Regions from separate parts of the Homo sapiens genome. Here region 1 is linked to region 2. The links are chromatin loops, found by intact Hi-C in ENCODE. Cell type or tissue: natural killer cell. All regions are shown on one strand. Links, peaks and the distances in the headings refer to the core of each region. The heading gives the core; the rest is flanking DNA.

The links. Hi-C counts contacts between places; a loop is a spot of excess contacts. Peaks named below come from ENCODE experiments on the same cell type or tissue, not always from the same donor. Only the 100,000 strongest peaks of a DNase experiment are listed, where the experiment ranks them.
Region 1: a loop joins it to region 2, with 15 times the contacts of the local background. A loop is called at or near these places in 1 of 110 quality-filtered maps.

Annotation. Positions count from the first base shown.
Region 1 is chr5:88,493,130-88,510,203 of GRCh38, forward strand. No RefSeq gene overlaps it. Among named protein-coding and RNA genes, the nearest start is that of LINC02060, 63 kb to the left of the region's middle. RefSeq lists enhancers at 9,002-9,151, 9,162-9,271. In natural killer cell, for the core only: no CTCF peak of the experiment used is centred there; DNase peaks (open chromatin) are centred at 9,452 and 10,052; H3K4me3 peaks cover 1,358 bases; H3K27ac peaks cover 1,121 bases.
Region 2 is chr5:88,194,475-88,211,548 of GRCh38, forward strand. TMEM161B (transmembrane protein 161B) reads right to left here. Exons shown (of 12, transcript NM_153354.5): 6 at 12,555-12,706; 7 at 11,965-12,025; 8 at 11,340-11,480; 9 at 8,488-8,601; 10 at 4,502-4,676; 11 at 3,195-3,291; 12 at 573-2,014. The coding sequence ends at 1,737. Among named protein-coding and RNA genes, the nearest start is that of TMEM161B, 66 kb to the right of the region's middle. In natural killer cell, for the core only: no CTCF peak of the experiment used is centred there; DNase peaks (open chromatin) are centred at 9,687 and 10,047; H3K4me3 peaks cover 517 bases; H3K27ac peaks cover 1,776 bases.

The sequences.
Region 1 (17,074 bases), core at 5,267-13,266, 300 kb after region 2:
ACATTTGATTCTCAACACTGAAGGGTAGTTCTTTTTTTTATTTTAGAGAAGAAACAACTGAAGTTGTCAGAGTTTGAATAAAGTGTCCATAGTCTAAATTGAGGGTTTTTAAAAAATACTTCTTCCAACATGTATCATGATACATACAAATAGCACACACCATGAGTGGGAATGAAAATATTTTTTATTGAGTGTCTACTTTAGGTGTCAAGCTTTGTCAGTTATCCTAATGATAATCCTTTAAAGTCGTTTTATTTAGAATGAGACTCTTTAATTACACTTAATATATGGCAGGCATTGCGTTAGCAGATGGGAATAAAAGTTTGAAATGCTTTACAGCTGACAAAACAGAGGACAATTAAATAAATTGTCCAATCATACTACAATAAGTGGGAGACAGGATTTGAAACCAAGTCTTTAGGTATACAAAGAAATAATTAGTACAAAATCCTCCTTATAACTTTAATCACGGCCAAAAGAAAATATAAAATTCACATACATTTCATAACTCCACTAAAAATTTTTGTGTAGGATTACAACTCTCACAAGTATACTGTCAATAATTTTTTTTGGCATGAGACTGTTATAAATTATGGGCCCATGAAGTTTGATTCCCCACTAAATACCATGTTGGGAAAGTAATAATTGGATTCTCTTTCCACCCCTGACCACACAGGACCAGCTACATATTCCGATGTTAAAAATTATTCTTTGTAGGCTAAACTTTTTCACATTTAACTTCAGTTAGCTTATCATCCAAAGTTACAGTGGTTAATTATACTGGATTTTGTATCACTACATTAGATATCAAAACAAACATCACTGGACATGTATACTGTATATAAAATCTTTGAGTTACAGGACACAATCCATAAAGGAGAAAATACTTCTTTCTTAACTATGCCAAATTTCTTGTCACGCAGTTTAAATATGGGAAGGTCAGATTAGGTGGGGTGCCTCTATCTTCAGTAAAATATATTTTATTGCAGCAATTTTGATGACTGGATCACATTGTATACATAGCTCCTAAGTAACCAAAAAATCTTTGTGTTTATGTGAAAAGAAGTAATGCATACAAAACAGAAAAAAAAATTTGGATTATAATCCAGATTCTCTCAAAAACTTGATGCATAATCTTAAGCAAGAAAAATCTCTGAGCCTTTTTTATATGATAAAAATGGTGTTAAACTTTACCTATATATAAATGCATGGTGTCCACCTTAAAAAGAAATATTAATAAGAAATCCATCATGCCTCTTTAGAAAGAGCACCATGTAACAATTCTGCTTACTTAGTGTTCCAGACAAGTCAGACACAGTTGAGTAGCTGAAGGACCAGAGTAGAGGCTGAGGCAGGAAATGTTTTCTAAATTTTTCCCTATCTTATTAAATGGCCATGGGCAGGTTAGATTTTTCTCTGTCCAGGTTTGCCCTTCTGTGACATCAGGGAGCTATCTCAATTTTTTTTTCTAATTCTCAGAAACCTAGGAAAATGAAGTCCCTTGAAAAACTCTAAATAAGTATAATCAGTAATTTTATTGTATGCTTTCCCCTCCCTGCCCTACTTTCCCACTCCCCTAGGGAGTGGAATTAAACATGAATCTCTATTTCAGGGTCTATTTCTAAGGGAACCCAAATTATACAGTGCCAGTTTTATAAGAGCTGATGATGGGCTACATTATGGGTTGATTTATGTCCCCCTCTCTGGCCGCAAAATATATTGAAGTCCTAACCCCACCGTCATCCCCAATACCTCAAAGTGTGACCTTATTTGGAAATAGAGTTGTTGCAGATGTCATTACTTAAGGTAAAGTCATTGGAGTGGGCATTAATCCAATATGACTGGTGTCCTTATAAGAAGAACACAGAGAAAGGACATGGAGTGAGAGACACAGAAAGAAGGCCAAGCTCTGATAGAGGCAGAGCTTGGAATGTTGCAGCTGCAAGCCAAGGAACGCCAAGGAATGGAAGACCACCACCAGAAGCTACGAAAAGACCAGGAAGAAGTTTATCTGGAGGCTCAGAAGGATCATAGCCCTGCTGACACCTTGATTTCAGACTTGGAGCTGCCAGAACTATGAGAGAATAAATTGTGGTTGTTTTTGCTTTTGTTTTGAGACAGCTTGCCCAGACTGGAGTGCAGTTGCCCAGCCTGGAGTGCAGTGGCACAATCTCCGCTCACTGCAGCCTCAACCTCCCAGGCTCAGGTGATCCTCCTGCCTCAGCCTCCCAAGTAGCTAGAGGCATTTGCCATCATGCCCAGCTAATTTTTGTATTTTTCTGGTAGAGATGGGGTTTCCCTATGTTGCCCAGGCTGGTCTTGAACTCCCGAGCTTAAGCAATCAGCCCACCTCGGCCTCCAAAGTGCTGGGATCACAGGTGTGAGGGTGGTGCCCAGCAAAATTTCTGTTGTTTTAAGCAATCTGCTTTGTGGTACTTGGTTACAGCAGCCCTAGGAAACTAATATAGGCTGCAGTACCTATTTCAGGTGTTTTTCAAAGGCTGTATCATATCAACTGCTTATTTTCTCAATCAGAGGCTCCTTCCTCTTATCTCCAGGAGCCCCAAATTCCTTTGGCTTTAATGTTTACTTCAATTTCTTCTTCAGTTTGGTGACATATTCATCACTATTCTCTGATTTACTAACCTTGATTTCCCATTTAATTTTTACCTCTGCACTGTACTTTGAATCAGGACAGCAGTTATCAAACAATAGTATGTATCAGAATTGCCTGGAAGTCTAGTAAAAATAGATTGTTGGACCTCCACCCCCAGAGTTTCTGATTCAGTAGGTCTACATACAGCCAAGAATTTGCATTTCTATCAAGTTCAGATTCCCAGATGCTGCTGATGCTGCCGGTCTGGGACCATACTTCAGGAATCAGATTTAGGGAGTTGTCAGAACTTCCTGCTCTAAATCACCATCTCTGACTCAGCCCGACTCCTTAACACAGTAATATCTTCTTCCACTCCCATTTTCCAAAATCAGCAAAGGATGAGTTTCAACAACAATATTAAATTCATATTCTTTTAAAATTAGAGTCACATAAGATCTCATGGCTTTATGGTGCCAGAGGTTACCAGGAGCTCCTGGATATATCTCATAGCCCTGATAAACATCTTAAACATTGCCGCCCGATTCATATTTCTTTTTTGTGTGTATAAACTCATGGGGTACAAGCGCAATTTTGTTACATGCATAGATTGCATAGTGGTGAAGTCAGGGTTTTTCGAGTACCCATCACCCAATTGATGTTCATTATATGCATTAAGTAATTTCTCATCACCCACCCTTCTCCACCCGCTCCCTGATGCAAGCCTCCACTGTCTATCATTCCACACTCTATGCCCGTGTGTACACATTATTTAGCTCCTCTTGATATGTGAGAATATGCGGTATTTGTCTTTCTATGCCAGATTTATATTTCTCGAACTCCTTGTCTCAAGCAATCCTCCTGCCTCCACCTCCCAAAGTGCGGGGATTACAGGCATGAACCACGATGCCTGGCCCAGACTCATATTTCTAAAGCACAAACATGATTAGGAAATTTATCTGCCTAATTATTTTTTTTCAGGTCAAAATTCAAACTCCTTGTCATGATCTTTGCAATCTGTTGGTAATCCCACCGGCTTAATCCTCCAACCTCGTCTCCCATTTCTGGCCTATGGTGGGAAGAGTACACACAGAGAAACAATATTTGTTGAGCACATACTACAGGCTGGCATTGTGTCAATTGTATTATTTCTGTTATCTCATTTTGTCATCACACAAATCTACAAGGAAGAAATTATTAATTTCAAGCAATTCATTTTGATTCAAAGGAGGACACTGAGGCATAATCAGCTACAAAGATGACTGAACACAGACACTGCTTCTGATCATCCACACCTGGATTCAGACTCAAGTCTAAGTAATTCCAACACCCTTTCCATCCTGTAGTCTCCTTACTTGGAGTGATCAAACATCCTGGTTTACCTGGGACAGTTCCTTTTTATTTGTATTGTCCCAAAATAGTGAGGAAAAGCACCCCTTTCACTCTCAAAACTATCGTTCTGACTTTGTTAGTGAATTGCATGGCCACTCTGCCTATACTCCAAATCTACCATGCTGTCACATGTTTCTGGAATGCAGTATACTTGCTCATGATTCCATTTCTTTCCCAGTGCTGTTTCTTCTGCCTAGAGAGTTCTTCCTTTCCCTTTGTCTCCCGGGAAAAATATGTCCCATTCTCAGGAATCAATTTCTTCACTGTCTCTGGGAAGTCTCCCCATTCCTCTAACTTCAGACAGGGGTCAGTACCCTCCTCTGTGCTCCCCATACTCCCATGTTACTGCTATTCCTTTATACATTTTTGAGTACTTGGCTGTCCTCTCTATCAGCCTGTGAATTCCTTAAGGTTTGGACTGTACCTTAATTATCTGTATATCCACAGTGCCAATAATTTTGCATGGCTCAGAGAAAATCTTAAATATTTGTTGAATAATGGGATAAATGAAATAATAAATTTGAAAGATCTAGTCATTTGCAACAATTACTATAAAAAGTAGAAGCAGTCTCTTCTAAAAAGAGTGAGCCTATTCTAGCTAGATCTGATTTACTGTACCGGGAGGCTGCTTAAGTTCTGAACAGTTGTTCAGAGAGCCTCTGACCCTGCATCAGCACTCATACCCAGGCCGTCCTGTTTTATGAAGTGGTCCTCCTGTTTGGAGTCTGAGATATTGTTCCCAGTTTTCTGGACTGCTCTCTACTTCTATAATGTGCCTCATGCTCCATTTAAATATTTTCCCATATTTGCTTAAGCCTGTGGTTAAGAGTCAAACCCTGGGTTTGAATTTGTGCTCCACTATTTCTTAGATGAGTGACTATGTGAAAACCTCTTAAGTTTCCTAAGCCACAATTTCTCCATAAAAAATTAGTAAAATTGACTGTATCTCATCTAATTAAGTTTTCGAAAGTACTTAATATAGTAGCTGGAACTTAGTAAGAATCCATAAATATTAGTTATGATTTTTATTAATAGTATTATTATTCCTTCATCATGCCTAAGCTTTCCTACCAGACTGAAAACCTTGTTTCCTCCAATGATCTATTTTTGTCCTTTAGGACTCATTAATTTTAGATATCTCAATATATGTTGTATTCCCTGAATAAGTCCAACAGACTGTGAATGACTCTAGATATTCCACCACTTCTCTGGGCTCCTACTGTCTCCTTGCCTAGCACTAATGCTATTCCATAGAAGCTTTTTAAATCAACCTCTTTAACTGACTCATCAGATTAACTGACTGTCTTTGTATGGTTCCTCTAGAAGACAGAGCCTGAGGCAGGGATTAAAGTGATGACACTATGGACATATAAGCCCAGGGTAATAAAGATGAAGAGAAAGAGAGAAGTGAGGCAATAAAAGACATGGAGTAATGCAAATCATTATCATGATGGTCACCACTTCACACAGAGTTCAAAAGAGTTGACAACAGTACACCGGCAGACTTAACTCAGCACAAAGGGACTTCTTCCTAAAAAGGTTATAAGGAGAAGCTTACCTTATTGCTGTCCATGGAATGAAGAAAGGAGAGATTCACCTGTGAGAGGCCTCCCATCTCTCATTTCCTATTGGTCATGATTCATCACACAAGGGGACATCTCCCCAGCACTGCCAATGGACTCTTAGGTCCCCTGGTAACCACTCAGGAGGCCAAATCCCATGCTCGCAACATGGCATTTTATTCATATCTAAAGTGGAAGGGTGACTTGGTACAAGTAAATACCACCTGAGAAAGAGAAGAAGAAATGTCAACTAGGGGATCTGAGAAGATACACATGATTTGTGTCCAATATACTGATTCTCTAGGCCTTGTCTAAAAGTCTCAAAACTCATGATGAGTAGGCTATTCTCTAGAATTCTCTAGTCTTGTGCTTTAACTTGATGAATTACATGCTTGTAATAATCACTTATGTTTATTCTTAAATTTTTTCTGCCATTTGTGCTTGTTATTTGAATTATACAATTATTTAATTAAATACCACACATTAGTAAAATATGAGTGTGACAAGAATGAAAGGTGCTTGTATGGAAATGAAAAAGAGTATTTTGGAAAGACTTAATAAAGGTAAGTCTCTTGAAAAAGGTTTGCTAAGAGAGATGAAAGTGAAATATTTGCAAAGGGCAATGTTAAGAAGCCAGAAGAGTCTGCAGTCATATGGTTTCACCCATGCCTTTGCATTCTTGCTGCATGGAAAAACCCTGCACAAAGCATGATCTATTTGGTATTGCATGAAAGACAATATGGAAATCCAGTCAGCACACTCATCATTGAAGAAAAGTCCTGGCTAACAACAACAAAAATATTGGTCATTTTATATACATTTTTATTAAAAATTAAAAAGAATTTTAAATTACAATTAAAATTAAAAAGAACATTTAATTATTGTTTAAGATTCTTTGCTTTAACCAGCTCTTTTGATTTACCAGCTATAATAGCATGGCTTGATTATGCTGTGGTAGCAAACAACCCCCAAATCTCAGTGAACGATACGACAAATCTTTATTGCTTGCTCACCTTAAATCTGCAGGCTCTGAAACCTATCCTCCATGGGTAGCATCTGAAGCACTTACTGTATGAAGCATGTGTCATCCTGGGTCAATATGGAAAGGAAAGAGAAAACATGAAGAATCCCACGTAGGCATGTTAATGCCCCCTAAGATTGATGCACTTCACTTCTGCACATTACCCAAAGCAAGCCACATGACTAACCCTAAATTCAAGGAGGTAGAGAAGCGTAATCCTCCCGGGTGCCAGAAAAGGAGAAGAGCTAGAAAAACCAAGGAGCAGCAGTGGTGTTCACCACACCAACCTACTGTGCCAGGCATATGGACTACAAGGGCTTCTACTGAATCAAGTGAAGGAAGCTGAGGCAGAGAAATATACTTTTTTTTCTTTAAATAATTAAACATAAATATTTAAAATTGGTAACTTAGTGGCTATATTTTCAATGCTATTCTTTATTTCTGGGAGCTTGTAACCAATTAATTTAGTACTATATATACCTTATCTCGGGTCCAGCTTCTTTGACCTGAGACTACTTACAATAAACAACAGCTTCAGTCCAACAACTGGGTCATGGAGAAAGCTGGGGAGTAAGAAGGAGGTGTCCCTCTCTTGGCTGTTGTATTTTCAAAAGAACGCTTTGGTTAGCTGATAGATGGCTTCTTTATTAGAAGCAGTAATACCTCTAAGTTATCACTTTGTCTTCAGAAAGAGTAACAAATTGTGCCTATATTTAATTTTTTAAAAATTTCCATGAAGAATTGGTGTACTTTTCAATCTACTTATGATATGTTGTGAGTCATTAGAGGTAAATTATATAAATCAAATTATATTATAACCAAGTTATACTATAATATAAAAATGTCACGCTGGGGAGGTGTAGAGATCAAGTCTATTTACAGTGCTGAAGAAAAACCAACCACTTTTTCCTTTTCCGTTAGTCTAAGCAGCAGCCAAGTGTGATGGAGTTTGGAGGGATAGGAAGAGAGACTGTGTGGGTGGAAATAGCTTCTTGGGTGATTCTGATTGGCCCCTCTCTAGCTAAGGGCCTGGCAGTGGGCAGAAAAGTCACAGCACTTGGGAGAACATTGGCTTGACTACTTACTAATTGTATCTCAACCTGGAGCAAATTGCCTTCAGTCTTAGCCTCAGTTTCTTCATCCAATAAGCCTTTTATCTCATAGTGTTATATTAAAGATTATATAAGATAGTAGCCACAAAGAGCCTTAATGCTGTGCTTAAAAACTGGTTTGAAACATTGTAATGAATTCAGGGTAACAAGGGCTTAGTTACCACCAAAATCTTCAAAAAATAATCTGCAATTAAATCCAATATTTAAAATAACAAGAACAAAACACCTACTGCGTGTTTAGAATTTAGACTCATGTGTCTACTACTTAATTTCTACTGCCTGAAATTTTTTTATCCTTTGTGCGTATTGTGCTCAAAATTATAGAAAAGTAGTTTACAAACTGTGTGTCACTCCCCATTCACGGGTAATGAAGGAAATGTAGTAGGATGTGACAAGCATTTTTAAATGAAACAAATAGAATAGAAACAATCAGAACACATCGCATGGTTTCTTAGTAAGAATTGTGTACATTGTAATAAATGGGTCATGATTTAAATATATTTCCTATTGTACTTAAAATTTAAAAAAATTTAAAAAAAATAATAAAAATCTTGTGGAAAATACTCCTCTAGAACAAGCCCAAATGAAATCTGGTACATATTTCTATCAAATAAATCTGATTTTATTTCACTACCTTTTTAATGGAGAATAATAAAATATAAAATATTTTAGCCACCCACCCAGCCAACTTTTTCTTTAGTAATTCCTATATCATTATGTATCCTTTAGAGTGACTTTTACACAGCTAGTATGTCAAGAAAAGCAAACGTACATGATATTGGACAAGAAGTGGTTACACAGTACGTCCAAGTTACCGTTGCTTACAGGAGATTTAAAGGTGTTGCATAGGCACTGCCAAGGCACCAAAGAGACGGTGGATCCAATTAGATTTCCACCCTTCACAGGAGGGACTTGTCCCACTTAGGTGGCTTTAAAATGTCTTTCTATGTCACATAAAGAACAGAATGCAACAACAGAGGAGAGAAAACAGCTTGTCATAGAGACCAGAGGCACAGAGACTCTCTGAGCAGCAAAGTGAGTCCTGAGGCAGTAAAGCCTCCCTGGTTGTCCCTGACCATTTGGGACGAGGTCACCACCCCAGGATCCACAGATTGGGCCAGCATAGAGATGTTTCTCCGAAAGACATGACAGCAGAGACTGATCACCACATGCATTGTATAAACTTTGTAGATCATTGTACCTGATTGTTCAGAGTCAATCATCTGTAGTTCTCATTCCAGCCTTTAGTCATTCTCAAGAAATCAAGAAAATGTCATTTTTGTAATATTCTGAGTTCAAGAATCTCCCTACACATGGGAAACAGGTTACCCATACCAATTAAATCAGAATTTTGATGCCCTGTGTGGACTAAACCAGGGAAGCAGCCTCTTCTAAATCCTGCTTCAATGAGGCTTATGTCTGCATGGGTGTGCTACTCATTGAACACAAATATAAAGGTGCCACCAGACAAGGAGTTTTTCTGGTTCATCATTGCACTGCAGGATGCCATGAAGGAGTCACAGGCTGTGGCTTCCATGAAGCCCGTGACAAATTTAATACCCTATTACTTGTGTCGTCTGCACTAGCACTTCATTTGGTGACATCACTGGGTACAACTAAAGTTGAAATTTGTGTGACATTTTTGCAGGTGTTGCTTTTCACCAAAAATGTTATTTTACATAGTTTAGCCACAGTGCAGTGCTTTAAGTCTAGAACTAAACCTCAGGAAATCTAATGAGGTTGAAAAGAAAAGTGAAAGTTAACGGCTGCAGCTTTAACAAAGGCTCATCCTCCCTCCGGCTCTAAAGAGTCAGTAACTGAGTTCAGTAACTGAAAATTAAATTAGAAGAAATGCCACCTCTGCAGCTACAGCTACCTTTAGCATTAACAATAATATAGAATGGGATGGGGGTGGGGGGTTCTGCTCAATAGAGCCATCAAGAAACTTTCAGAGCCTTTAAACGGGATGGAATCTGCTCTTACCATGTTTTAAGCTTCCCTTGGTTTTATATTTTGCCCTCTCTCTAGCCTTCATTTCCCTCATAGCCATATCCTTGTCGTATTTTTTCTGTTCTCTCCTTTCTGCTGTTTTTTCCTCCATTGCAAGTCTTAATTTCCATTTTCTTCTCTTCCCCCACTGCCACATTTTTTTCCTTGATTCTCTGAGTTTGTTTTCCCTCCCCTACCATGTTTACATCTTTACAAGAATAATTTAACTGATGACAAGGTTTTTGTGATTTGCCCTGTTCAGAATCTGGGAGAAAACAGTTAAGGATTCTCCAGGGCATAAGGCTTTTGACTTTATCTGGTCACATCAAATGAACAGGAACCATTTTCTCAGGATCGTATTATCACAGTAAGTGATAAGGATGTGCAGGAAGAACTTACGAGCAGTGGCTCACATTTAAAAAAAAAAGGCTGGGGGGAGGAGTGGCAAGAAAGGAAAACATATTAGCCTTTGTCAGGCTCCTCCCCATTCTTCAAATAAGCATCTCTAAAAAACAATCAAGCAAGGTTGTCAATTTGGCCAAAAATCAGCAATGTTTTAATATAATAAGATAGTACTGCCACCCATTTACTTCTAAACAAATTGTGAAAGAACCTAACTATATTATATAGCTATAAAGAAATAAAGGCTATTTTATCATAATTTGATTATGCTACAAAGCACTATGCATAGCAATTCGTGGATCTAATTTTAGTAGTAATAATCTCTTGCCCTGTTATGTAAATGGAAAAAGACTTTCTACAGGCTTCAGATAGAGATAAGCTTAAGATCGAAAGCATGCAAAAGCCATGGTTCAATTACTCTAAAGTGATCTGCATCATATGTTACAGTACATCTTTCTGCCTTTGCACAAAAGCTCGTATCTGCTGCAAATTAGCCATCCTTTTCTAAATGCTACAGATGTCCTCTGAGAGTTAACTGATTCAAATTAAACCAAAATCCTGCAACTACAAAATAATAAGGGGCATTTAAAAATTTTTCAAAATGCTTTTCCCTTTCACGGTTTTCCCCAATTTTTGCACCGTGCCCCCACCCCCCCTTTATTTAAGAAAAGACAATTGAAACTTTACAAGTACAATTAGTTTTCACTCCCAGGCCAATCCATTTTGTGTAAGGATAAACTACCAGGATGATCCCTTTCCATGTTAAGTCTCCACAGGCCACAGAGATGCAAGCTCAGACCAGACTTCTCAGGTACTAGCCTGGCCCCCCAGCAGACAAAACTCTCACACACATCTTGGAATACAAGCCTCTAGAAATAGAGCACTTCACCAATCCTTATTCCCCAGTCTCTTTGGTTGCTCATCAAAATGAAGTTTAGAGTAATCCAAAAGTTAGCTACCCCCCGGAGCACCAGGGCTTCAGGGATAGCTGGAGCCACCCATTGGAAGTACCAGGCTTCCCTCTCAGCGGGCCCGTTCCCCTGCATCTCTCTACAACTTAGGTTTATTCACTCCTACTGCAGACAGTCTTTTCCCATACTCTGGAAGACATGGATGTAAACCACCATCAACCCTTCCATAGCTTCACCACACAGGAAGGCATGGCCCTCTGCCCCACAAGCTTGTATAGGATATCCTGAGGGAGGACCCTCCTAGGCCCTCCTTAAGTCAGTTTTTCCCTCTATGTGGGCTGTCACTCCCACAACACCCACTATGTCCTGGGAAATTACCCTGAATCAGTGGTTTTCACTAAGACTGATTGGGATGGGAATGCAATTTCCCAGCGAAGAGGTGGGTTTTGTATTCAGAAGAAAAAAGGTTTAAAATACTATATTTCCATTCTACATGGGCTGTGGCTTTCTCAGTTTGTGTGAAGGCCAAAAGAGAAAAAAAACAAAAACAAAAACAAAAAAACAATGAATAGTTAGATGTTGATGCTTAAGGCTAAGTGCATTGTTTTTAGCCGTTTACCCTATAATTTAGTAATTACTCTTGTCGGAGGTGATGGATATCCTAGTTACCCTGATTTGATCATCATACATTGTACACATGTATTAAAATATCACATGAACTTCCAAAATGTGTACAACTATGATATAACAATAAAAATATTTTTTAAAAGTTAAAAAATAAAAACTATCACTACTTCCAAAATTTTCCCCTATCCTAGGATTTTATACCTATTGTTGTTCCCAAGGGGAAAAAATTGGATAGATAGATAGATATAGATAGATAGATAGATGATAGATAGATAGATAGATAGATAGATGATAGATAGATAGATAGATAGATAATAGATAGAGACTAAAGCCTTTCAATACTGACTTTCAGTGATTGAGATATTAAATACTTCTAGAGAGCAGCAAGGATGGGACATGATATCTTCTGTTGATTAAATTAGAACTGTTATATCTGAGTAATACATGAGAGAATATAGAATGCTTATTGCACAGGTGTATTAGTTTATTATTGGGTCTTTACATCTGTTACTTCTTTAAGATCTCTCCTCACCCAGCCCTCCCTAGCCACTCTACACCCAGCCCTGGAGGCATCATAATATAAAATGGTAAACCCATTGCTAAATTCTCTGGGTTTTAAAAAATTTTTCTGTATAAATATTGGAATTAATCACAAACTTCAATCCTCTCCCCAAAATGGAGTTCTATATAATTTTCAGGAATATAAAGAGAAGTTACGATTTCAATCCAAATTGTAATACATTTTTTTCTGTACCCACCAAAAAGTTTTATTGTGCTTTTCCTATACCCCCAAAAAAGTTTTATTGTACTTTTAACTTGTATATTTATTGTTATTAAACTTTTTTATACATAACACTAGAAATGTTAACATTAACATTATAAGCAATGTTGTCAGGCTGGGGAACTTGAGCTTTAATTGAGGTCTTGATTAGATCACCAACTGGCTACATGGCATTGGTTAGGTCACTTACTGTTTCTGGGCCCCAGTTTTGTCATCTAGGACTTAATAAACACGCAGAAGTCCTTAGCAAACTCTAACATGAGATACAAAAATATGCTAAAGATGAGGTATTGTATCAGTCAGGATTCAACCAGAGAGGCAGAACCAGTATGCACATTTTTGTGTGTATTTTATATTTTTATATATATATTTTAAAATACATATAAATACATGCTTTCCCCTGCCCCCCGATTCCATCCCATCCTGAGCTCTTCATCATTAGAAATGCATTTATCTATTATGAGCTGGTTATAGACAAAAAGCAACATCACATCACCATGACTTTGCTTTAGTTTTGGACAAAAGATGCCTTTATATATGTATTTTAAATATATATATATATATATAAAAATATACAGACATATATACACATATATCCATGTACATGTATGCACATGTGTGTATGTGTGTGAGTGTATTTACTTATTACAGAGAATTTCTGGCTGAGCAGTCATTTTAATTACATTTTAATTACATTTGGAAAACTCAGAAACACACTTGAATGGGAATTCTGGGGAAAGTGGTTTAACCTAGCCAAGATGACACATCACAAAGCTATCTTGGATATCAAAAAGAAAGATGCTATCCCAGAAGGCAAAATGAATGACCTAGTCTACTAATGCCCAACATGGCCCAGGGAGTCATTCTCTGTTCTTGTTCATCTCTTCCCAAGCCCATGCACATTCTAGCTGACAGACAGCACACCTACACCATCCTTGTCCCAAATGAATGTGGTGCACATTGAGGGAGGCTTGCTTTTCCCCTCCCTGATCCTATCCCATCCTGAGTTCTTCATCATTAGAAATTCATTTGTCTATTATGACCTAGTTATGGACAAAAAGCAACATCACATCGCCATGATTTTGCTTTAGTTTTGGACAAAAGATGCCTTTCTTTTTCCCTTAGAAGTCATCCTGGGCCCTCCTCCTACTTTCTTTACACTGCTGTTCTCCCTTTAGGCTTTGGCTTTGAGGAAAAGGTTAACTGTGTATTTTTAAGTACATTCTCTCCTCCACTGTTTCTTTCTTCACTCTTCTGAATTATAGGGAGTGTACGGGTCAAAGCACAGTAAGAATGGGGCTATTTGAAGAATTTTTTAATGCATCCACAAAATAAATAGACCATTGGGTATGTCTTGGTAATTTTCTAGTGATTCTTACTAGTGGAAGAAGCTTTTGACACTGTAAGTACCCAGGGTCCTGACTAAAATGAAGTTTAACTTATTGTCCATTATCTCTCTAGCATCGAGGGTCATTCTCACAAGCTATAGCTTCAAGCCTTTCCCAATAGCTCCCAATCCTGTATCTGAAGAGAGAACAGAGGCCACATTCAGTGTCTCAGTATCAGGCCACCCTCCTACCAGCCCTACCATAATCTTGCTGCTACTTTCTAGGATCACAATGAGTTCTTGTTTACTCCACAGTGACTGAACCTCTGCCACACAGCTCTGTCCTAATACTCTGGGTCTCCATCCTGCTGTACCAATTTTCTACTTGATTCTCTGCCTCAATTCTGACACCTAGAACTTTGACTTGTCCCTCCTGCCAAGGCTGCCGAGGCTTGTCAACTGCTTCTGAATGCCAGTTGCTGTGACTGGGTATTCACTACTTACAGCTGGATTCTCCAGAAGATTTCACGGAGGTTCCATCTGCCTGAATCACTCATTTGTCGTTATCAGTCAAAAACCAGCTCATGTCCTCTCCAACCCTCAGTCAAAACCTAGCCCTCTTCCACACCCCTGCTAATGCATACACGTTTTGCCTGCTTGTGGGTCAGTCTCACTCTGATTGCCCAACTGTCCAAAATGCCTCTGAATATCTACTGCCAGCACTTCCCTTGGGAGCTTACCTTAAGGCTCTGTTTGGGTTCTCAGTTCCAGGTCTTATCAGGCAGATCCATTTTAACACCAATCAAACAGCTGTGTTTGATCATCATGAACACGTGACTTTTTTCCTAGAGATGCAAAAATCATGAGAAGCTAAAGTATATGAAGAACAAATTTCATTAAATCTTAATGTTTCTATGTTGACAAAATAGTTGAATACAGAGTTCATAAAGACCTTAGTGAAACAATCATGGGTGTTGATAAGAACAGTTTATGCTAACAGTGTGTAGTTAGTATAGAAAAGTCTTGCTCGCTTGCTTGCTTGCTTTTTCTTTCTTTTTTGCTCTTCTTCCTATTCTTTCTTATTCTTAAGCATCTGGTTTTGAACCAGAAATTGTGGTAAACATAGGGAGTACGAGATGAGTTTATCTATCTATAACATACAGGCACAAACACATGTTACTGGCCTTTGGAGTTTTCACATCCTAAATAATGAGACAAATGAAAAAAACAAATAATTACAGCTCATGATGAGAGCTCACAGAAACGAAAGTGCATGATTTTGTCTAGAAATGTGGGCAGGAGGCATTTTAAAGAAATGAACTTGAGTTGACTTTTAAGGAATGATTGGAATGAATTCAGCAGGCAGATAAGTGGAGAAAAGGACTTTCCAGGTAAATGGAATAGAAGAGAAGAGACATACAGAAGAATGTGGTACCTTTGGGGAACTGCAGTGATTTCTCTATTGCTGGCATCTAGTATTGGTCCACGAACAGCTGGAAGCAATGAGTCTGGAAAGGTAGACAGGTCTCAATACAAAAAGTTCCTTATAAGTCATGTTAAGAAATAAGGACTTTATCTTGCAGGTGGTAGGGGAGTTTGGGGAAGATTTTAAGCCATGGGGTGACATTAATTTGTTTTAGACCAAAGGGAGGTATACAGAAGAGGAGAAGGCAAATAGTTAGAAAATTTCTGGAAAAGTTCAAATAAAAAACTTTTGAAAACCTAAGAAAAGGTAGTTGTAAAGAAAACAGAAAAGAGAGGAGGTTAGAGATAAAATATTTGGTGTCTATAGAATACAATAGTAGCTACAGGTTTAGATGAGTAGAAGAAGAATGTGTAAAGTAAGATAAGAAAATTAAAGAGGACACATTTCTAAATGGGTCCGGAATCCTTCGCTTATTTCGGCTGAGGTCTCAATCTCCTCTAAGTAAGTATGTGATGGTGGCTGTTCATCTTTTTCTTGGTGATATTCTTTTCTCATTTGACATCACCATCTTTACTGGAATATAAAGTCATTAAAAGAAGAACTTCATTTTGTTCATCTTTCTAGCCCAAAATATCCTGAAATGAAGTAAGAGTTCAATCTTGAATAAGATATGGTGCAAATCAAAATGGATCAAGTCAGTATATCACATCCAGGTTTGGGCTGGAGTCTTCAATTCTTGCCAGGCTGAGGCTGTTCCAGGCCTGTGCACCACTTATTTTTCTTCTTAATCTGCTTTAGTGTTTCTTATAACAAAATACCAGGTAATGATAGAGTTTTGTGTCAAATTTCTGCTTGATGTCCAATGACTGCCTTTATTTTTGTGCTGGCTCTTTAGAAACTCTTTTTTTCATTTTGGATGTGTCTTTCAGTTCAGAGTCATCAGCATACAGCAGTCCCAAATGACTCTCTCAATGACTTTTAAGGATCCTCACAGCCAGAAGAACCTCTCAGAGGATCAGAAGCACAGTCTAATACCAGCTTACAGATTCCTTATTACATCCTTACGCATGAATAAAACAAGCTAGACCTATTATGCAGCTATTTTCTCTTCATTGGTGACTGGGAATTGATCTAAAAAATTATGCAAAACCCAACACCCCACCTTATATAACATTGTCTCCGCAGCTGAATTAGTCAAGTTATAGCAACCGTGCCATCCTCTTGTCCAAAACACCCTGCAATTCCAGGACTACACAGTGGGCAAAATTAGAATGTAGTCAGTCCACAACATCCCTGACAAGTACCGTGCCAGAGCAATTCAATGTCTAGACTAGTTGTTTCAGTCAGGAGATTAACTGGCTTATCTTAACCCCAAGGGCAACCTTTGGCTCACATCCAGGAAGTCAGCAGTTTTCAGGTTAGCCCCTGACAGATCAAGCCATCAGCCATTTGCCTAATCCCAGCATCATACACAGAATTACAGAACAGGACTTTTTTCCACACAATTTGGGGTTTTAGCTGTTTTCTCTTTAAGGTTTAATATATGATCTTAAAAAGCATTTTTCTCAACAAGATATTGGCTTAAATTTTCAGAAAAACTGCATGCCTTTTGGAAATATCACAATTCTTTAGTGAGAAAGACAATTTTAAAATATATCTACATTTATAAAATGTCTTCTTAGAAACATTGCTTTACAAAAAATTAACTAATTCTAGAAAACCAAAACATGTTCCTGTTTCCTCATGATTTACAGCATTGTTCTTCAAGATCCTCTTTCTTTCTTAACTGAGCCAAAATGATATCAATGCCCCACACAAAATTTCACCTTCGAACTGACTTGATTCATGACCCTTGTTAATTCTATCTGCTCAGCAATTCTACTTTAATTATTTTGAAGAGTTTTTGTGGAGCCACTGGAGTTTTTACTTTG
Region 2 (17,074 bases), core at 5,230-13,229:
GATACAATGATTGCCTTTCATTTGGATTGATACCTAATGATGAAACTGCTCAGTCAAGTGGTAGTTCTATTTTTAGTTCTTTGAGGAATCTCCATACTGTTTTCCATAGGACTGGAAGTAATTTACATCCTCAGCAGTGTATAAGCATTCCTTTCCTTTTAAAACATGGCTATTTCCAAAATATTTAAATCTACACCCAAAGACAGGAATTTGCTATATTAAAATTTTCAGATGACTGTGAACCTTAAAAGCCCTGAAAGTTATTCCAAAAGAAGAGTTTCAAACTTGCTTTCAACAGTGTTAACAGCACTGAAACATAAAGACAGCCTCTTAAGAGTTATATGGAAAAGCATGTATTCATTTATTTGAAAAGACAAAAAAACTACCTTTATCTCTTACACATTTTACAATCTTGACCCTTCATTTTGAACTTTAGATGTAAAAGGCATCAAAAAGAGTTTTACTTTTTTTCATTTCCCTTGAATGTTTCATTCAAATTATCCGTTTTGGCCAGTAAAACAAAAATATTTCTAATTCTAGAAACTACAAATTTAAAACAAGTCCTATTTAACAAAGGCATACATGATACCTGTAGACCTGATTTGAGAGGGAAAGATTCTGATTTTTGGAAATGACAGAAAAAGAATTTTAATTTGGGAGAAACCATTAAGCGTCCATAAAACTTTAAATACACTCACACATAGGCAACACAAATAAATTGCTTACTCTGCTGAACTTTCAAAATGTATTTTAATCTCATTCCAAAAAGAAATAAAATTTCTAGATACAAATACATCTCATTCAAGTCACTTTTTAACATACATTCTGCAACTTAAAATATTATAAGGATTCAATATTTTCATCTTTTATAATCTCAATATATTATATATTTAATATATAATATATATACAATACATACAGGTAGTCAGCAGGTTTACAAAGTAATTTCTTTAAAGTCTGATCAGTATTGATAAATATTTTAGCCTATTAAAAGGAACTAGTTAGGATCACAGAATAAAACAAAATATGGCAGGTCCAAACCTAATGGCAAGATTACAAATGTTCATATGGCCAATCATTTTAAAAGAACTCTCAAGTTGGGTGGAATATGTTTTAAAACAATACTCTTGCTATTCTCAAGCAGCAGTAGTTATATATTTTAACCATATTCATCTCCATTAAATTTAAAATAACTATGCAGCTTTCTTTACTGTAATATACAGTAGCTATCTCTTCCTTTCTGTTGGATTTTATTGTTTCAAGAGTAACTAATAAATTACCAACAGAAGAGACTTTAGCCCCTTTCCCTCCCCTAAAGCATGGCTCAGTTTGAAGATTGTTCTATAGGCAGCCACTATGACTATCAACAGTACCATAAAACCATTAAAAGCAATCAATAACTAGAGTCATGTGAGATGTTTCAAAGACTGCTGGAGGTTTCTGTAAACCAGGGTAATCAGAAATATTACCCTTGTAGATAGCCCTCTCATACCAGTAAATACAAAGAGTTAAAATTCCAATGCCACAGTGTAACAGTTAACAATCTATTTTGTAATTTTAAATATTACTACATTAATTCACCCTGAGAATACAGAGGAAACATTTAATACAAGACATTCTGATATGTTTTTTTTTTCCCATTGTATTTGCTTTCTTCTGGTTTTCATCAGCCCTTTAAGGGCACAGATATTTTAATTTAAAGGGTGATTTGGATATGCTTTTTTGTTAACTGAGATTCATGCCACAGTCAGATACTGGTGATAGAAAAGCCCAAAAAGGCTTGTAGAAAAGAGGCAAGCAGCAATCCACCAGGTCAGAAAAGACAGAAGTCCTCGAAAAAGAAGAGGAGTAAAAATATTTTTTAAGCTGCTCAGTGCCACTGTTATTTGTGTAACAGTTACCTTCATTTTCCCTTCAGCTGATGGTAATTCAGAGTAAACAGAATTGGACAGTAGACTATTATCCACTGGTAAGGTAGAGATAGATTCTGGATAAATACCCCAGGAATGATTACCTAGAAAATCAAAGACACAAATACAATTTGAAGAGTAACTAATTACCAAGCTTTTTATTAAAAAAAAATCTTCCTATATTTGAAATTAACAATATGTTTAGTGGCACAGTACATCATTTTATGTTAAAAATAAAGTAAAATAATAATCCTTCTAGATCTGTAAAAAATTAACCTGACTAGAGACTATCTGGCCTCATCAGTAAAGGTACACATTAAAGCAAAAAGTCTGATATATTTTTAATTAACTGCACTAAAAATTGGTAAAATAACAAAACAATTTCCTCATTGTATAAGAAATTAATCAGCTAACTCTACTGGAGTGACAAGGACAGATTCAATAACTTCTGAGAAATCTTTTCTACTTCTAGAATATCAAAATAAATTCCTTTCTCAGAAACTATGATTTCAATGTGAAAACCTATTAATAGCTTCCAAAAATTTATTTCATCATATACTTTCCTACAGTGGATAGGATATGAGCCACTTAATTTACAATTGAACTACCTATCCCTTTACATTCCGTAGATTCTTACAGGGCACCTATACCTATCATCAAGTCTATGACACCTACTAGGTCCATGAAGCTAAATAATGCTTTTAGTTCTTTCAGGTTTCTTAAACCCTAACAGTGGCTGATTGCCTGATCTAAGAAAGGGGAAATGATCAATGCAATAATAGACACCTCTTGAATAACACCACCACATGGGGACTTGATAGCTTAGTGAAGAGACTTGTAGAATTTTGTACTGAGAAATCTTCACCGTTTCGATGTAAGTTATCTAAACTAGAACTTACCATAGCATTCTGTAATTTATGTAAGTTTATAATTGCCTTGTAATAATTTAAATGTTAGGCAATAACAAAACCTTAAATCATCCTCTTATAACATGAAAGTAACTAAGATCAACAGTGCTTACTAAAGTTACTGGGTAAATCTGAGACTTAACCTTTAGTAAACAATTCTTGAAGACAAAGCATAAAGTTATAAAACCATGGGCCTGAGTTTTCAAAATGAAGATGATAAATCACCTTCCACAGCTAAAACTTTCCCATGGTTCTTTTTACAACTTTTAAAAAGAGAAACAATTTTAAGAGTTGCATTTCTTTGTTGGTGACAAAAAGCTTTATTAATTATAGGTAGAAAGTAAAAGATGCTTCCTAGTTGCCAGGGCATGCCTACCTAGTGTTTTCAAAAGCAGAGTTGTGTGAAGCAGCATTACCAGAGGCGCCACATACTGCAGTGCAATGACACAAAGATAATAAAAGACTCGAGCCACCTGCAACCAACAACATTCTTAAGTGTCTAATGCAACTGACATGTTAGGAGTGAATTAAACTTTCATATAATTGCCATACCAAAATACTTAAGAGATAATCCTTTCACAAGAAGGAAGCTAAATGTCAGTAAGTTGTGCTGCATGATACATGTCCCCAAAATGACTTTGGAAAGGCTCAATTTGAAGACAAGTTTTTAGAACGTGAGAATATTAAAATAGATTCCTTAAAAATAATTCTTAAATGATGTATATATATTGGAGAAAATAATGACTAAGATTCAAATGGTATATATTTACTTATATTTCAAAGATAAAACACAATGTAAGGGCATCTACCTAAAATATCCAACTAAATAACAATAGTAGGCAGAGCCACATATGAGCATAAATCCCTCATAAATAAAAACATTAAGTCCCCATTCTACATGAACATATTTGAAGTCAAACTATGGAAAATATAAAAATATATAAAAGGTAAAACAGAAAAAAGTTGTTTAAATCTTAATAAATGCCCCTAACTATGGAGGTGAATCAAAAACTGAAGCTGGTTGGGCGTGGTGACTCACGCCTGTAATCCCAATACTTTGGGAGGTGATGCAGGAGGATTACTTGAGCCCAGGAGTTCAAGACAAGCCTGGGCTACACAGAGAGACCCTGTCTCTACAAAAAATAAAATAACAATAATAATAATAAAGCAAGGTAGCCAAAAACCACCTCTCTTAAAAAAAGAATGAGGTTATTGGTCCACTATAGTGGCAGATGGATTCCTTGTCCTTTTATTCTCTGGAAGCCTCAAATAAATTAAATACTTACATTTCATGTTCAAGTAAATTGAGTAATATTAAAATGAATAAATTTAGCCACTAAAAGTAGTATTTCCTACTCTTTAAGTCTTAAAGTCTGGACAATATGTTATAATGTCTTTCAAATCAATTAGAAGGGTCCCATTTAGCAATATTAGGCATAAAACAGCTTTGTACCACCCACTGTATGACACCAAGCACTTAAGGCAGGAAGAGGAATTAAGACCTCACTTGGCACCAAAATCAGATCAAGGTCTCTTTGATATCTGTCAACTTAAGATTGTTCTGTTTATTTATAATAAGAATATGATGGGTTGAAATACTATCTACTAAAGGAAACCAATTTTTTTTTTTTTTTACAGTGCGGTTTTTGCTATTTTTCATTTTGACTAGGGTATAAAACTTACCATTTTCTGTAGCTCAACCGTGCTTATTCGCCCCGCTTCTTTCTTCATCTGATCCACACATTTTTGGGCTAAATTTAAATAAGCTTGCAGGTGACTACGCATCATGGCCAACCGCAAAGCACACAGCAGGATTATTAACCAGAGTCGCAGAGTATCGAATGTGGCTTCTGTCATTCTACAGATCAAAAAGTTGATACGGTGCTCTCAAAGACAACAATATGCTAGCATGCTCGTTATATGTTAATGGTCACCATATAAGATATAAGAAGTCTATACTTCGCAACAGTTAGACACATAAAAGAATCTGACTCTGCCATAGACTTAACTGTATAATACTTTAACTTGAATAACAGAACTAGATAAATGTATCATGAAAGCGTAAGAAGTTAACAGGTATCTAGAAGAAAAAAGTAGAGCAATACATGAGATCCTTTTCTCTATATACCCTCCTCCATGGATAAAAACTGGCTGTGACATGAAAAGACAAGTTGGGGAAAGAAAGAAAACTGCAGGGATTGCCTGTGGGACTAATCAAGTCAATCACCCAGCATCACTGGTTACAGCTTTGCCTGATCATATACCTACTTGGATGGGATCTTTCAATCTGCTGAGCTTTTACTTGGGACCACTGGAAAATCAAAAATTCTGATATATCATGAAGAAATCAGGTGCCTGAGATTCCTCTACAACAATTCATTTAACTTGCTATGCGTTGAAGCTGGCTCGGTTCTGAGCAATTCCTCAAGGTTAAGGTTAAGATTCCAGGTGAAAATACATAACGGAAGGACACCATTTCAGAAACCAGACCACTGATGAGGGCTGCTTAAAGAATTTTTAGAAAGAAGAGATAACTTCTGATGTCCTTTTGGTGTTTAATGTTTTTAAAAGACCATGGGTTTCTGCTCTGATGAAGAACTACATTGCAAGTAATTTGAATGTAGTGACTAGACCACCCTTGGCATCTAGTCTTATATCTAGTACCTATCAGGCACTTAAAATGACTATTGTAATGCACAGACTCATTTGCCAGATAAAACCTGGAACTCAGAAGGGTCTCCCTGAAATTCTTAAGAACATGACGGTAGAATGGATGCATATAAAGAACAAATGAGAAAAGATTAAAAAAAAAACCCTCATAACTAAAACTACAATATAGGAAAATTTGAAGTGTAAAATTTTGCTCGAACTGTTTATGAAATGGAGGTAAGAAATGGGGATGGGACAAAGGCTTTACTATATATACTCTCTCATTTCTTTTTATTAAGTCATGAGGGGACATGGACATAAAATTTCAATGGAAAAGCAATGTTGGCTAAGAAAGATAAAGGCATAACATTTTATCAACATGTTTCCACTACAATGAACAATGAGATTTAGGAGCCATCATGTGAGAGTAACAGTACGTAAGACACAAGCCTACCCACAGCCTTGACCCTTTCCTGGGGACCTATAAACAATACTGTGCTCCCTCCAGTTGTGCAACAAGGACAACTAACTGGGAGCAGCCTGAAGACAGCTATTTCACAGCCTTTGAGGATAACAGGTAACGTGAATGAAAGGAACAGAATAAGGTAGTGAACTAGAAAATTATTTGTTCAGTTTATGAGTTGAGGATTTAGGATAATAGTCATTAAATAGTACTTTCTAATTAGATTATTCCATACCATCATAAATATCTGAAGAAGTTGATCTGATAGAGTATCTCAAGAAGGAGCATGAGGAGGAGCTTAAAGTATATAGGGAAAGAACAGGCAGAAGAAACCACCTTAAATTCCTGATGCCATTCTGAGCTTTCCTGTATATGCTGTGTTCTTCTTAGGAGATTATGAGCACACATGGACTCTGTTTACCATATTTTATTTTTTTCAATGCTTTATCAGAACACATGATGGACTCAAACACATTTCTGGGTTGAAACTACATTATACCATATTTTTGCTTCTGATTACAAAGACCTTTCCACAAACCAATTTGTCTGTGACAGAAGAAGAACCTGTCACTTTATTTTTCCTTCATCCTACCCTCTTTGATGGGCAGCCATTTTTTCACAATCTATCACATGCATTTTAGATTTTTAACAAAAATTAAAAACTGCCTCTAATAACTTAACCACGAATTCAAATTAAAGAAGAATAAAAGAGAGCAGAGGTAAAACTATAATTTTGCTTGGAATGCTTATGAAACAGGTCAGAAATGGGGATGGGACAAAGGGGGGAAAAAGCTATAGAAAGAGAACCTCAGGTCTTTATATACAAACAATATTTTTCCTATAATTTAATATACACACAAGGGAAAAGTTCCTTATTCCCATTTCTATTAAATAAAGTATTCATTACTAATAAATCCACATGAAGTTTAATCAGACTGGAAGTGGGAAGTGAATGTTGGTATAACTACCAAGTGTTTTATGTACACGCGATCTGGCTGAATAACCTTAGTCAAATTATTTAACCTCTGAGCCTGTTATTTCATGTATAAAATAGGATGACAACAGCAACAAATGGACAATTACCATAAGAAGATACAATATGTAAAGTATGAATATCTCACATAATAACTGGTATATAAGTGTTTTATAAATGCTAGTTTCCTTATTTTCTCAATTTAACTAAGGCAAATATAAAAATCAGGGAACATAGTTACAGGAGTATGAAATCCAGTTTCCATGACCAAAATCTCAAGGAAGGATTGGGAATGCTTTCAGTATCAAAGATATGAATTAGTAGTTTCTCTGAGACTTTTCTAGAACCTTAGATCCTTAGAATTACTTTTCAATACTTAGGGAATCTGTCAAGTTAAATTACCATTAAGGTAATTAGTGTGTGTCGGCGGCGGGGAAGCATTACTTTTTCAGTGGCTATTTCCTGGGTTCAATAGGATTAACTCTAAAAAGAGAAATTATCATGGTCATCACTGATTTTATATATATTCCAAGACAAACTGGTACCAGGATCTAAAAGAAGGACACAATACAAAAGGTACACTGCGGAGTCAATGACTAGTCAAGTATTTCTATTTTAATTCTGATGAGGCAAAGCAGTGAAAAGAACATTTATTAAGCACTTAATTCCAGCTGGTTGCATTACATGTGTTCTTTCATTTATTCCAATGATAACCTTGTGAGTTAGATACTATTATCTTCATCTTCCAGATGGGGAAACAGAGGCTCAGTGAAGTTAAATAACCTGCCTCAAATGAAGATTTTAGTGAGGAGGAGAGCTGGAGTTTGAACCAGTTCTGTCTGAAACTTTCTATTACTCTAACAGTTCTACAAGGCTAACAGATCAAGTCTAGTTATTAATGCCTATTAATAAACTGTTTGTTTCCTCACCATCTTCTTCTGCTAAAATACAGTTGCCTAACTGTAGAAATATAAACTAGTATTAGATAATAATATTAAGGTATTAGTATTAGATAACTGTTAGGTACGATGATGTTATTGTTATATAGGAAAATATCCTTATTTTTTTTAGAGGTGCAAACTAAAGAAAGTACTAAGGGATAAAACTGTTATGTCTCTAATTTACTTCAAAAATCCTTCATCAAAAAACAAAACAAAGAATGGATGAAGCAAATATGGAAAATGTTAACAACTGTCAAACATAGGAGTTGAGTATATGAGTTTCCATTTATACTTTTTTCCTCCATAATTTTCAAAATTAAAACAAAAGAACTCCAGAAGGTATCTGAACAATAGCCACAATGACAACAGAAAAATGATGACGACTGGACATAAAGAGGAGGAAAAAAATAGTGTGTAAGGTAATATTAGTGCAAGGTAATAATCATTAACATTAACTAATAAAGATCACAAAAATGTTACATGATGGTCTGTAGTTTCAATTTTCTAACACATCTTTTAGCATTCCTATTAATGTCTGAAAAATACAGTGTCCTGATTTTATCACTGAAAACGAAATACAGTAAATAACATTTAGTAAAGCAGTTTTGGTGATAAAAATCAGCCCTCAAATGCCCATACTTACAAAGGGATACTTTCTTTGCCCAGTGGTGGGTTCATAATGTAGTCTTTGGTGATTGGTTTTACCCAGAGCAGAACCATAAATAAAGGTGCCAAGAAGTTGATATGAAGTAAAGTTCTGAAAGTACGTAAGAAATAAATATAAAAATTCAGAAACAGCACGTGCTAATAAACTACAGAAGCTGGGGTCTTACTAAAATGGAGGTAGGAGCTTATTTGCAGTATTCTACTACTTACGATACTACTGTCACCATCATTTTATATTTATCATTATGATTTAACACTGATTTGAGCCTGTGAGAAATTATATCATTATCTTAATTTTTCAAATGAGAACATTTAGATACAGAAAAGTTAAATGACTTGCTCTTGGCAATAAGTTAATGTAAATATAGGACTAAAATTCAGATTTGTTCACTTCTATTCTAGTATTCTTTAATAATCTCATACTTTATTCCTGATTTAATAAGCAGGTATTTAATGATTCTAACTTTATATAGTCAACGAATCTAATGGATTTTCAGTACAGAAGAGTCGTCTGATACTTTCTAGGGCAACTGAAACAAAGTGTCTCCTCATTATCTACAAGTAAATGATAGTGATTAGCCAGGTCCATATTACTAGAAGGCATATGGCAGACGGAACCTACTGCAACAACCCGCAACTGAGGAACCTTTTAACGTGTAATGATCATTTATAATTTTTAACTTCCATTGTTAACAATCGTTAAGTGATTCCACATTTTAATTTCTTTTTGAATGAGTATGAACACACTTGAAATAATTTCCCTATCATATATATATATATATATATATATATATATATATATATATATATATATATATATATATATATATAATTTGCATTACTCCTGACAAGGCAATATACCTAATACAGCAAAGGTTTCAGGTCTGCGCTATAACTTCATTGTTAATTGTCCAAGTTTGTATCCTACAGAGATAGATGGCTGATAAAAATTTTTCTTATTTTAGAAAAAACGCAAATTCTTCACCCATTTTATTACCATAAACTGCTTTCATTATCAACCACACTTAAGAGCTAAACTGGAGGGTTCAAAATACACACAAACACCACATTTTAAAGTATCACTACATAGGCAGACAGTGATCTGTGTGAGTGAACAGGGCTGGGTCAGGAAGCCACAAACACCTAACAGGGAAAGGCAGAACTCCCGCTCTAACCTCTGATATAAAAACACATCCTAGTGCCTAGCCATGGGGGTGAAGAGAATGCTGCTCTTTGTGCCAGTCATGTTACTCTCACAACAGAACTAGCTTGCCCACACCCTTGTATCAAGGCAGAGTGCTACAACACAATGAGGGGCTGCAATAAACTGAAAATAAAATAAAACCCCAAATCCCCCAAGGGAAAAAATCTTAAAATGAAGCCACATTTTACTAAAAAGGACACTAAAATGTGCACTCCACCTCCAACCACCACCAAATGCTTTAAATGTTTTTATAAAGTGATTCTTTCATCCCACAGACTGGGTAAACCATCGGATGTGGGGAAGAAAGCAGCAGTATTAGGTATGCAGTGTTGCTAGGGAACACTCTAGTATCAAGGAGCAGCCCACAGCGGTTTCAGTAGCTTGTGAAGGGCTCCCCTCCACCCACCCTTTTCAGCTTATTTAAATCATAACACTGGGGTTAGTGGACTGAAGTGTGTGTGCAGAGAGGAGGGGGAGAACCAGGTTTTGTCTTAAAAGAAGCCATTAGGGAGACGGGTGGTGGGAGAAAGACGGGATGCAGCCAAAAGCACACTGAGTAAAAGGAGAAAAAAAAAAGAAGAGGGATGAAGGAGTGTGTAGTGGGAGGCGATAGTAAGTAAACACATGTACAAAGCTTATGTAGAAAAATGGAAGTGAGGTTAAAAAAAAAAGACAGTCAAAATTAAATTAAAGGGAAATGACAGGTAAGAGAGACAAGAATGTGAAAAGACTAAAGAATCAGCATCATTAAAAATAGGTTTTAAAGAATAGAAATGTTAGGAAATAAGATTACCCAGATAAACTTAATGGTTATAAATACACATATCAAAATGAAATATTCTCAAGTTGGGCTTCTACTGCAAAACAAAACGATGAGACAGGAACTTTGATCTGCATATGATTTGAAGTAGATATAAGCCTATCTTTCTGCCAAGATGTCTACATCAACAAAAAAAAATCTGTGACAAGCACAAAGAATATAGTAAATGGGCTTTGAACTACATATGAAGATGAAATGTGACTTGTCCAAACTAACATATAACTTCAGAACTAAAATAGAATTTGGTAGTTAGAAGTAATGTACAACATATAACATTGTAGAGTACTAACAATCCCAAAATAATGTATTATTTTAATAAGAGTCTAATAAGCAGGTCAGTAACTTAAGGAAAACAAACACCTCTTACATACAACTTTAAGTTTTAAAATGTTTTTAAGTAAAATTTTACATTAAAAAGTTAATTTAAATAGATATATATGAAAATTTAAAACAATATTTTAAAGTAAAATGATCTTATTTTTTAAGGGAAATTTCTATGGATCCTCAGTTTAGTTGTAGAGATTGCAGTATAAGCCCCTGAATTAGAAATAACATAAATTTTGAGATTTTCATTTTAACAGGTAAGACAAATTTAGTAATCGATGATGTATCTTTTTAAATACAAGACTTAAAATTTAGAAGCAAATAAAAGAAACTTGCTTATAGTTGAAAGAGGAAGTAGTGTGACATCAAATGGTTATTAATTTTCAATACAATAATTTATGATTACATTACAATATTATACCTTCATTAAGATGGAAAACATATATTTATCTGCATGTGCTTATGTACATTTTCCGCTTACTGTGTAATTTTTTCTGTTGCCAAATTCAGGGCATCCAGATGCATTTGAGCCAGTCGTAATCCAGGAAATGTCAAAAAAGCCCCAATGAATGAACAGAAAATAGCCAGGAAAAATTTGAAAGTAAGTTTTGAAACAGGACTCCTAAAAATAAAATTTTTTAAAAAGCTGATAAATTTTTATAATTAGCTTTTGAAGAATTTCTTTTCTTCTAATCAATTATCTTACAAATAACAATAACAGTAAAACAAAGCAAATTTCTACAAAAAGATTGCTATTATTCAAGTACCTATAATGGATTCTGGTGAACTGTAAACTAAATGAGGCATCTCTTTAGTCATAGTCACAGCAACCTAACCTACACATTCAACAGGGAATTGACATATAACTTGGATATAAATTTAATCTCTTGAGGGAGAGGAATTTAAGAAATGCAAATTTACATAAGAATTCTATAAAAGACACTAACTTTATATAGTCATAAAAATTATGAGTAAGGATGTTTCTAGAAGTGACAGTCCAACTTAAAACTCTTTACTAATTTAAAACAGCTATTTATAGTAAATACTGCTTTATTAAAAATAGAAAAGGTTAAATTTAAATAATGCTTAATTTTTCAAAAACTTACTGAGATTCTAAACCTTGCTTTTCAAGAAACTGCATCGCACTGTCTGAAAAATTTGTAAACCCTGTGGGGGAAAAAAAAAAAAACAACAGATTACTCTTATCACAAATGTGAAATACAGAATCTTTCCATGGAAATAAAATGTTAGAAAACAGAGCATCTTAAATTTTGAAGTGACTAGCTTAGCTCTTTCATGTGTTAATTAGTATGCCATAATGCAATAAAATTTGGTTATTAGCAGGAACAGTCTTTGAAAACGTCCCTTTGATATTTGTACATTCCATGAGTGTGCATAAAATTTGCATTAATTCTTCAACTATAAGAGTAAACTTTAGCATTACAGAAACTTATTTAACTGTAAGGAAAAAAACGAGACAGTATTTTTGGAAAAAAACATTAATTAAAAACTTAGCTAAAACAAAAGCAAAAAATGAAGATCTTAATAATAAAGGTTAATTATTTTGAACATTACAGAGTATACACTTTAAATTTAATTTTAGATATTTATCAGACATAAAACTTAAATACTGAAGTCAAAAATATTAACACTAGATAAAGCAAAATTGATTTTTAAAGTTGTATGAAACTATTACCTGTTTCAAGTCCAAATTCCAGATAATTTTCTGTTACAATCAACACTGCCATTGCTTTGACAAAGAAAAAAAATCCAAAGGTGACACAAACAGATCTTTCACCACCATCTTCTACTTTAAAATAGTGTGTAGTTAATGAAAATAGAACTTTGCTGCAGAAGGAAAAGTTCAGGAAAAACCACAATAAATTTATAGGAGCTATACACAATGATCTTTATAGGACTTGATTGCAATAAAATTTGACTACAACATTTATTTCCAAGTGGAGTTTAAAACACTTTTAAATTAAGGAAAAGAGCACCCATATACTAAGTTGTAGCTAGGGAATGTATTTCTAGTTTATCTCACTCAAATTTTACTAGAAGGTTATTTCAAGATTTTTATGCAGTATGTTCTCAGTGACATGAAAAGCCAGGGTAGAGGTTATTCTAGAGAACTGTCTTTATTAGGCATGTCTGTTAAACCAGTTTACATTTATAATTAAACACATAACACAGGAATCCTCCGTAATAATTCAACAAGTTAAAATTTGAGAATTTTACTAGTAGCTATTGTTGATCTGTGGTATGAAAACTAAGTGTCTGGGGTCACCACTTCACATTAGTAATAAGAAAAAATCTTTAGAGAAAACAAGTTCCAACTGAGTATTCAAAAACAGCAAAAGTTTCAACATGTTCACCTATTAAAATAGGCTGAAGAGATTATCTTATCTGAACCACCCCAACACACACAAATTGATTTAATCAAGGTTAAATCAGTGCATGGCCCAAAGATAGAACTCAGATTTCCATTATACACCAAATTGTTCTCCTTGAAATCGCAAAACAAACTAAGGTGCTTGGCAAACAAACCTAGAAAAGTAACCTTTACGTAAAGTTTATGTCAAGCATGGAAAATTAACAGCTATCACTTAGTACTTGCCATATGCCGGGCATTACCAATTAACTTTTAATTCTCACACTAACCACATTATTATTGCTACTTTACAGACATTTTAAAAAACTTAAACAAACAAACAAACAAACAAAAAACAACTGTGGGCCGGGCGCAGTGGCTCACGTCTGTAATCCCAGCACTTTGGGAGGTCTAAGCCGGCGGATCACCTGAAGTCAGGAGTATGAGACCAGCCTGGCCAACACGGCGAAACCCCGTCTCTACTTAAAATACAAAAATTGCCGGGCGTGGTGGCTCACGCCTGTGATCCCAGCACCTTGGGAGGCCGAGGCGGCTGGATCACGAGGTCAGGAGATCGAGACCATGCTGGCTAACATGATGAAACCCCGTCTCTACTAAAAATACAAAAACTAGCTGGGCATGGGGGCGGGCGCCTGTAGTCATAGCTACTAGGGAGGCTGTGGCAGCAGAATGGCGTGAACCCGGGAGGCGGAGCTTGCAGTGAGCTGAGATCGCGCCACTGCACTCCAGCCTGGGTGACACAGTGAGACTCCGTCTCCAAAAAAAAAATTAGCCGGGCATGGTGGCACACGCCTGCAATCCCAGGTACTCGGGAGGCTGAGGCAGGAGAATCGCTTGAACCTGGGAGGCGGAGGTTGCAGTGAGCCGAGATAGCACCACTGCACTCCAGTCTGGGCAACAAGAGTGAAACTCCGTCTCAGGAAAACAAAAAACAAACAACAGCAGCAACAAAAAAACAACAACTGTGGCAGAGAGGTAAAAGTAAAAATATCAAAATCACAGCTAGATTAGAGAAAGTTGAGATTTAAAACTAGACAGTCTGGATCTAGAATCTGTGCACGTAACTATTGATTACATTGCCTCTAAAACACTGTACATAGCACCTAAGTCAATGTGGTACTTTTAGCAGTAACACATAAAATCTTTTCAAAACAGAACTGCCCTGACAGAAGTAAAGAATTAAAACATTCTCATAATCAGAAGAATCCTTTCATATATATCTCACACACATAGTCTGAAGGTAATTTTATACAACATATTTAATAATTTTGTGCATGAAAAAAATTTTGACTGCATTTTAACTGCAATCTCTCACATGAGGCCCAGTGTAAAGTCTTCTACTTCTGGTGTTATGTCAGTACTGGAAAAGTTTTGGATTTTGGAGCATTTCGGATTTTGGATTGTAATGCTCAACCTGTATCAAACAATACAGGTCCATCCATCTCTTTCTTGGCATTATAAGGAAGAGCTTACATATTAGAAGAGGACAAAGAAAGATGAATATAGTCAAACTGCAAAACTACAACTGAACTGCTTTTAAGATACAGCTATGATCTCTCATAGCCTAAATGCCTTAAACTCAGGTTTGAAAAACACTGCTTTATTTTTACTGAAAATGTTTACTAGAATCTATAAGGAGACAATTTCCAACTTCTTTTCTTACACTGAAAAACAAAATAGTATCTTTGGCCAAAAGTGGTACCAAATCATCAGAATAAAATTTCCCAAAAATTACACCTACCACCACACTTTGTTATCCTAGAATAATGAAATTACAAAATATGTCAACACTAAAGGAAAACAAAATTACATGCAATCTGATCCAGACATGAAGCATGATCTTGCACTTATCACTAATACTTTACAGTCCCACACCACAAATGCCTAAAATGGTATAATCACTGCATCCTCACTTCATATTGCATACTGGATAAATCTTAAAAACCTAATTATTTATTGAGTTCCACATTAGAACACCATCTCCCAATAACCCGTATGTAATACTATGATCTGGCCACACTCACATGTTCAAGCTTTCATTCAATAGTCCCCAAATCTCCACCTCAATCAGAATAGTGTACTTGCCATCTCCTGAGTGTCATCACTACACTGTCTTGGATCATAATCTATCATCTGAACTCTTCCCTCCTCCTACCCAATCCAAGACTCAACAAAAGCTCCATATCTTTCATGATACTTAACATTACCTTCCCAGCTGAGGCCATTCTTTTCCTCTTTTGAACTTATTGTATCACTTACTAATATAATTCACTCGCCATGTAATCATATACTATCTTAAACTATAGTGTGACAAAGTTGTAAAGAAAGCATTCTCTAGACCTAGAGTGTCTGGCTTAATCCTGGTTCTACTCTTACTAAACTATGTGATCTTCCACTTGAAAATTAATTTCTCTGTGTCTTAGTTTCTTCATTTGTAAAATGCCGCCAGTCCACAACCTCACAGGGCTATTTTGAAAAGCAAAGATTAAGTCTTCCTAGTTCTCAGCAACAACTTAATGTTTTCTAGACAACTGAATTAAATATTTAACATGTAATACCAAAAATATGGGAATGTATACAAAAACATATGGATCAATACAATACAAACAGATAATGATACCATTCCTGATTGTGTTTAAATTTTTAAAATTCTATGATAATTTATTTTAAGAGGTACAAGATTAAGAAGTATACAGGCAGTGATGTGCTGTGCACTGACTTCTATGTAGGTGGCAACTAGACTCACAACTCTCCACTCTGATTGCCTTTCTATGCAGCCAGGCCACTCTGACTCCAGCAGAAGACTAAGATTTTTGCCTCTGAAGAAACTGAACCTGAGGCACAGAAGAGTTTAGATTTAGTCAACTGCATCAAAAACAGGATGATTAGGTGAAAGTCTACACAGTCAAAGGTAGTACTCACCTTGGAAACATGTGTAGCAGTTTTGTACACTCCAGGCAGGAGATTAAGAGATTCTCCTCTAGAGAAACTGAAAGGCCTCAAGGAAAAGACCAATAAACAATGACACTATGGGCTACCTAAAATAAAGCTGGTTTTAGTATTATCAAGCTATTCTTTAGTGAAACTAACCAAGCCCTAATTACATACAGAGCTTCCAATCAGCTTTTAGAGGCCATCTCTTAAAAATGAAAGGAATCCTCAGACATTAAAAAAGGAATCGGAAAACATTTTCTATGAAAGACCAGATAGTAAATACTTCAGGCTTTGTGGTCCATATGCAGTCTCTGTAGCATATTCTTCTGCCTACTTTGTTCCCCTAATCCTTTAATAATGTTAAAAAGCCATCTTAGCTCAAGAGCTGTACAAAAACAGGCTGCAACCCAGATACTGCAAGCCATAGTTAGGCAACTATTATTAGATGTATCTAATACATCGAATAAGATGTATTAGAGTATCACATCTTATAAAAAAAATACGAGCTAAAATCTGCAACAGAAAAAAAGTAACTTCAAGAAAAAAAGAGATGACAGACACAGCAGAATGAAGTTTGGGTATATAACTATACATACAGAAACAGATACATACATATTTTTATTTAGAGATATTTATAAACATAGGATATGCATATTTCATAAAGCTAGACAAAGATGAATGCATCTTTGAAATAAGATCAGGATGCTATGAAAAATGAATGGTTAGACATCAACGAGAAACAGGACAGGAAAAATAAGAAAAAAAAAAGTCAAAAGTTCCATCAAGCAGAACAAAAAGACAAAATGAAAAGTAAGACAAGACCGGGCGTGGTGGCTCACACCTGTAATCCCAGCACTTTGGGAGGCTGAGGTGGGCAGATCACCTGAGGT